2 separate regions of the Homo sapiens genome follow, and region 2 is linked to region 1. A link is a contact called in ENCODE Hi-C or POLR2A ChIA-PET data. All regions are on one chromosome and are shown on one strand. The core of a region is the stretch at or near the end of the contact, and the rest is flanking DNA. Distances in the headings are between cores, read along the strand shown. Region 1 overlaps NINJ1 (ninjurin 1). Region 2 overlaps WNK2 (WNK lysine deficient protein kinase 2).

What was found. A loop is a pair of places that touch in the nucleus more often than their neighbours do. ChIA-PET counts read pairs that join two places held with the same protein, here RNA polymerase II (POLR2A). Pooled maps may share reads with other maps.
Region 2: a loop to region 1 is called in a pooled map, with 1.9 times the contacts of the local background. The contact joins two enhancer-like sites. A Hi-C loop is called at or near these places in 12 of 168 maps with a recorded cell type or tissue (head of caudate nucleus, heart left ventricle, heart right ventricle and 6 more) and 9 of 50 pooled maps. POLR2A ChIA-PET finds 5 or more read pairs at or near these places in 6 of 52 experiments (AG04450, HepG2, PC-9 and 3 more).

The regions. Positions count from the first base shown.
Region 1 is chr9:93,119,012-93,122,424 of GRCh38, forward strand. It overlaps NINJ1 (ninjurin 1), which reads right to left. Exons shown (of 4, transcript NM_004148.4): 4 at 2,485-3,219. Among named protein-coding and RNA genes, the nearest start is that of NINJ1, 14 kb to the right of the region's middle. RefSeq lists enhancers at 372-1,188, 1,106-1,335, 1,189-2,004. Within about 2 kb of position 1,477, at least 31 of the 41 ENCODE cell types and tissues checked have a DNase peak (open chromatin) inside an H3K27ac peak, as active enhancers do; they include PC-9 and prostate gland, where a contact is called at or near this core.
Region 2 is chr9:93,311,111-93,314,457 of GRCh38, forward strand. All of the region lies in intron 28 of WNK2 (WNK lysine deficient protein kinase 2), which reads left to right. Among named protein-coding and RNA genes, the nearest start is that of WNK2, 130 kb to the left of the region's middle. Within about 2 kb of position 2,066, at least 5 of the 41 ENCODE cell types and tissues checked have a DNase peak (open chromatin) inside an H3K27ac peak, as active enhancers do; they include PC-9 and prostate gland, where a contact is called at or near this core.

The DNA.
Region 1 (3,413 bases), core at 227-2,726:
ACCTACTGACCTCCCTGCCCATTCCTCCTGAGCTCCCTGTGTGTCCCTCCATGTCCCCCCCCACCACCCAACTTCGTGGGTGCATCTTGTTCACTTTCCAGGTCCCCCGTGAGAACAGAGCTGAATCCACGGGCAGGACTGGCTGGAGTGGATACATCAGGTCCCAGGACCCCATAGGCGCTGTCAAACCTTCCCAGAAGGTAGCTTGGCTCTGAGCAGCTCCTGGGCCTGTTTTTTGTCTGTCCCTTGGCTGCTGTGACACATGCACAGGGCCTAGCACATACAGGCAAGTGAGTGGGTTCTGCCCCAGACATTTACTGAGCACCTACTATATGCTGGACAGTGCTGAGGACACAGGCTGCAGATAGGTGATGGCATCTGGTAGGAGAGCCAGGTCAGACAAAGGATCCTTAAGTAGGAGAAGCACAGACAGGGATGCGGGTGCCAAGCCATGCCCCCAGCTCCAGCAGAGCCCCTTGGCCCTCAGGAGACCCAGCAGGCAGAACACTCATTCTCGGAGTGCCTGCCCTGGACTTGGGCTGGACTCAGACTCCAGCTCCAGGGGAGAGTCCACCTGGCCGCACTGTCTCTGGCAACATGGACAGTGACTCCATCCCAAGGCACCAGAGCATAAATTGTAATGGGGCCAAGACAGTGATCAGGGAGGGGCGGCATCAGACTGGTCAGGACGGCCTCTGGAGTAACCTTAGAGCTAAGCCCCGGCCAGCCGACGGGGGCCTGGAAGGATGCTCTTCAGGGGGCAGCAGCACAGGCTGAGGACTGAGATGGGAACCCCAGAAGTCAGGGTCAGAGCTGGTGGAGTGGTTGGTGAATAAGCCTGGGAGTTGGTGGGCAGGGAGGTTGGGGGCGGCCAGCATGGGCGTCTGAGTAGGGGAGGCCACCTGGGCATTGGGACTGCAGGGGGTCAGGGCACACACATCCAACTGGGGATGGCCCAGGGCCCAGCACAGTCATCTGGGTTCACCCCTCCGACTCGGTCCCAGTGAACTTCCTCTCCTGGCCAAAGGAGGAGCTAAGACATGTGTTGGCCAACATCCGGCTGCTGGTGTGTGAGGCCAGGCACACAGGGGGCCCTCCCTCCTGCCTGGCTGCCAGCCAGCCCACACTGCAGGCCATGGCCAAATCAGGGACCAAGCGCTGGGCGGCATGCATCTGAGTCAGCGCTGGCCACGCAACCTGCGGCCAATGCTACATTGCCTCCTGTCAGGAGCACATTTCGCACCCACCGTATACCTTCGCAGCTTCCTTTTCAACTCAGCACATCTCAGAACTCATTCCCATATCAACTACTTTTCAAACCCTCTATGGGACAAACACAAAAGTGGAGAGAGCAGTGCCACGAGCTCAGCTTCTCGGCATCCACGCGGTCCACCTACTCAGTAGTTGCTGTTGTTTTCCCCCGGGAGTGCTTTAGAGCAGAGCCCAGTTAGACCCCCTCACTCAGGAGTGCTTCTGCTTTCTGTCACTTCAGCAATGGGGCTATGCAGACCTGATGTCAGCCCAGACACAGGACTGCAGGTGGGGGCCACTCATCCATCCGAGGAACGGGAGCTGGAGCCACCCCAAGTCACGGGGCTCAGCCCAGGTGGGGACAGAAGAAAAGTGATGAGGAAGTAAGTGGGGGCCTCAGTAGTGCTGGAGGCCTTGCCCCCTCCCCTGTGCCCCTGGAAGGCTGCTTGGAGGAGGAAAGGGCAGAGGCTGGCAGGAGATGCACAGGTACCTCAGCTGGAGGGGCCAGGTCGGGGGACCCACAGCGGGGACACAGAGGCAGTGCGGGATGGAGGACGGGGCAGGCTGACCCCACTCCCACCTCAGGCCACCAGATGCTCCACATCCAGGGAGATGAGGGGCTGGGGCTGGGAGGGGCGGTGGGGAGAACAGAATGGGTAGTGGGGGGTTGGGGAAGGATGGGGGACCAAGGAGAAGAGAGTGAAACGCCAGACACTGGCGGCCCGGGAGCCAGGTTTCCACTGGGTGAGGGGTCCTGTGGGGCAGGTGGGCCCTGAGAGTCCAGGGCCTGGTCCCGGCATGGCTCCCAGCTCCCCTGTGCCCAGAGAATGTCCCCGCTGACCACAGGCATCACTGGACACCACTGCGGGGAAGCAGCAACTTCAAACTTGGTAGAGGAGAGACTCAGGGGCAGCACCTCAAGGCCTGTCCACAGGCGGGGGCAGGAAAACAGTGCTGGAAACATGTGAGGGGGAAAACGACGCCGCTCCCCACCTGACCCTGCCTGGGTCAGAGGTCACTAGGGGCTGCTGATGCCAGTGACCTCAGACTTCCACCTCTGTGCCTCCAAACCTCACCCCAGGAGATGTCAGGAGCCAAAGAGCTCCCCAAGCCAAGATTCTGGAGAAGGCGGCCCTGGCCAGAACCGTGTGCTTCTGACGCCCCTGCAGGGCAGCTGGAAAGGGGACAGGGAAGCCAAGGCCGGTCCAGCCCCGGGAACAGGGAGATGGCATGTGGAGCCTGACAAAGAGCGTGGGCTTTATTGTTCATTCATGATTAGAAAAGTGGGTGCTGGGACCCCCGTGGAGGGGGTTGGGCTCTGCCCGGTCACTGCTGGTGCAGGGTATATACAAGGTCTACGGCCCTCACAGGCCTGACTGGCTCCCTCTTGATGGCCACCAAGCCCAGGCACTTAAGACCAGAGCCAGTGGCCATCCGTAGGGCCAAAGGCAGTTCTGGCTGTGCAGGGTCCCTGGGTTAGGAAGTGGACAGAGGCTGGGGTCACCAGGGCAACCCGGACAGGGCCCACGGGAGGCAGGGACGCTGGTGCTTTGGGAGAGGGAGAGACATCTCCTTGTCCTTCTGGAATGTCCTGAGACAGAGGCTGGCCCTGGTCACTCATCCAGCCCATCCACGGACCTGCTGTGTGTCCTTGAGTGGGTCGAGACCCTTCTCTGGGCACAGGTCTCTGCAGCTGTCCAGTTCTGACCCTCTGGGCTATTGTGGCCAGCCCCCATGTGCCAGGAGGGAGCTGCCTCCTGGGAACAGCTGCTGAGAGACAAGAGTGGCCTCCTGCGTGGTGCTTGGCCGCAGTCAGAGCAAGGGCTGGTCCGGGGACATGGTGCAGATGAGGCCAGCCTGGGCTCTGGCAGTCTGGGTAGTGCCATGTGCAGGGAGGTGGACACCTCACAGGTATGGCGACTCCTGGGGTCGGGCAGCTGAGTTGCAGGGCAGGCAACATCCAGGGTCCTGGAAAGGAGACAGAGGAGAGGCTCTGAGCCTGGAAGGAGGGAGAGGAGAGGCTCTGAGCCTGGAAGGAGGGAGAGGAGAGGGTCTGAGCCTGGAAGGAGGGAGAGGAGAGGGTCTGAGCCTGGAAGGAGGGAGAGGAGAGGGTCTGAGCCTGGAAGGAGGAAGAGGAGAGGGTCTGAGCCTGGGAAGGGGGG
Region 2 (3,347 bases), core at 816-3,315, 190 kb after region 1:
CTCTGACTTTGACTCCTCTATGTACCTCATAGAGTGGAATCACACGGTATCTGTCTTTTTCCACTGGCTTATTCTACTTAGCAAAATGTCCTCCAAGGGCACCCTTGATGACATCCATGTTGTAGCATGTCCGAATTTCCTTTCCTTTGAAGGCTGAGTGATAGTTCATTTTATCTGGTACCACATCCATTCTCAGGGGAATCCTGTTACGGGATTGTCTGTCAGTTCTGTCAGTGGACGCTTGGGTGGCTTCCATCTTTTAGCTGTTATTAATCTGCTGTGAACATAGGTGTACAAGCATCCCTTCAAGACCCTGCTTTTATCCTTTTGGGTATAAACCCAGAAGTGGAATTGCTAGATCATATGGTAATTGTATGATAGTTTTTCGAGGAACTATTTTCAGTAACAGCTATACCATTTGACATTTCCACTAACAGTGCACAAAGGTTCCAGTTTTTCCACATCTGTGCCAACAGAAGATTTCCTTTCTGGGTTTTTTTGTTTGTGTGTGTGTGTGTGTGTGTGTGTGTTTTGAGACGGAGTTTTGCTCTTTTGCCCAGGCTGGAGTGCAATGACACGATCTTGGCTCACTGTAACCTCTACCCTCTAGGTTCAAGCAATTCTCCTGCCTCCCGAGTAGCTGGGATTACAGGCGTCTGCCACCACGGCCAGCTAATTTTTGTATTTTTAGTAGAGACGGGGTTTCACCATGTTGGTCAGGCTGATCTCGAACTCCTGACCTCAAGTGATCCACCCGCCTCGGCCTCCCAAAGTGCTGGGATTACAGGCGTGAGCCACCGTGCGCCACCGCGTTCAGCCATCCTTTCTGGTTTTTGATGGTAGCCATCCTCTCAGGTGTGAAGTGGTATCCTGTGGTTTTGCTTTACATTTTCCTAATTGAGTAGTGATATTGAGCGGCTTTTCATGTGCTTATTGGCTGTTTCTATGTCTTCCTTGAAGAAGTATTTATTGAAGTCTTCTGCCAATGTTTGAATCAGCTCGTTTTTTTCATTGTTGAGTTTTAGGAATTTTCTGCATAATCCAGATATTAATCCCTTATCAGATATATGATCTGTTGATAGTGCCTTTGGATGCACGAAAGTTTTAAAATTTGTCTTGTTTTTCATTTGTTGCCTGTGCCTTTAGTGAAATACCCAAGAAATCACTGCCAAATCCAGTGTTGTGAAACCTTTTCCTTAAGTTTCCTACTAAGAGTTTTCTGGTTTTCGCTTTCACATTTAGAACTTTGGTCCATTTAGAGTTGATTTTTTTTCTTTTTTCCTGAGATTGTGTCTCACTCTGTCGCCAGGCTGGAGTGCAGTGGCATGATCTCAGCTCACCGCAACCTCTGCCTCCCGGGTTCAAGCAATTCTCCTGCCTCAGCCTCCCAAGTAGCTGGGACTACAGGCTTGCACCACCATGCCCAGCTAATTATTTTATTTTATTTTTAGTAGAGACGAGATTTCACCATGTTGGCCAGGATGGTCTCGATCCCTTGACCTCATGATCCGCCCGCCTCGGCCTCCCAAAGTGCTGGGATAGAGTTGATTTTTGTGAGGCAAGGCAGGGCTCCACCTTCTTTTTCTGGTATGTGCATATCCAGTTTTCCCAGCAGACGTTGTTGAAAACTGCTTTCCCCTTTGAATGGTCTTGGCCCCCTTGTGGAGAGTCACTGCAGCATAAGAGTTAGCCTTCATCTCTGGGCTCTCCTCTCCTGTGACTCCCGTAATGTTTTACTCATCCACTTCATGGTGGACCACCCTCTGGCTCTGTCCACTCTGCCACTTTTTTCCTCTGCTCCTCACAGGATCATTTCCATTGTAAGTGTCTCCAGCTTGCTGATTCTTTATTCTGCCTGCTCAGATCTGCCGGTGAACCCCTCTAGTGAATTTGTAAGTGTCAGTTATTATTTTCAGCTCTTCTAGTTCCATTTGATCACCTTCATAATTCCTATCTGTTGATATCCTCATTGTGTTCCTCTGTGATTTTCCTGACTTCCTGTAGTTCTGTGTCCATGGCTTCCTTCAGTTCTTCGAGCACATTTAAGACAGTCGGTTTAAAGCCTTTGTTTACTAAGTCCAATGTCTAGGCTTCCTTGGGCATGTTTTTGTCAGTTAAATATTTTCCTTTGAATGAGTCATACCTTCCTGTTTTATTTGCTTTAGATTTTAGGTCACTAAATTTTTCTTTGTGTCTAAACTGCTGTTAAACCTATCCATTCAGTTTTTAATTTGGGTTATTGTGTTTTTCAGTTGAATTTTTTTTTAACCGTATCTCCTGTATCTTTAAAAAAAAAAAAAAGTTTCTGACTCTTTACCAAAATTCTCTATCTTGTATCTCCTTCACATAATATTTTTTAGTTTTTGTTTGCTCTTTGTCCTAGTTTTTCTTTATATTGCCTTGTCTTTTCTTGTGACTTTTTAAATATTCTGTGTAGGACATTGTAGTTGAAATTGTATTTGCAAAAAGAATTTGAGGTCTAGTAATAGGTTTCTCATTATTGTTTAATTTGCCTTAGAGCAAATTAAACAATTTTCATATTCTTATATTTTCATATTCTTATCAGCCGTCTTTTAAAAAGTGCCTGGTCAAGGATAGTGACCATTTAAAAGTTGATTTGTTTAACTTTTTATTATTGATTTGTGGGAGTTCATCATATATCTTTTGTCATATACAAGGGGGCTTCCAAAAGTTCACAGAAAAATGGAATTAAAAGATAAAAGTAAGAAATATATGGCTGGCCATGGTAGCTCACACCTGTAATCCCAGCACTTAGGGAGGCTGAGGCAGGTGGATTGATTGAGTCCAGGAGTTCAAGACCAGCCTTTGCAATATGGCAAAACCTCATCTCTACAAAAAATATAAAAATTAGCTGGGCTGCTGGGTGCAGTGGCTCACGCTTGTAATCCCAGCACTTTGGGAGGCTGAGGCGGGTGGATCACCTGAGGTCAGGAGTTCAAGACTAGCCTGGCCAACATGGTGAAACCCTGTCTCTACTAAAAGTACAAAAAAAAAAAAAAAATTAGCCCAGCATGGTGGTGGGCTTCTGTAATCCCAGCTACTCAGGAGGCTGAGGCAGGAGAATCGCTTGAACCTGGGAGGCAGAGGTTGCAGTGAGCCGAGATTGTGCCATTGCACTCCAGCCTGGGCGACAAGAGCAAAAGTCCGTCTCAAATAAAAATAAAAAAACAGCTGGGCATGGTGGTGCATACCTATAGTTACAGCTACTAAGGAGGCTGAGGTGAGAGGATCGCTTGAGCCCAGGAGGTCAAGGCTGCAGTGAGCCGAGATAGTGCCACTGCACTCCAGCCTGGCGACAGAGCAAGACCCTGTCTGAAAAAAAAAAA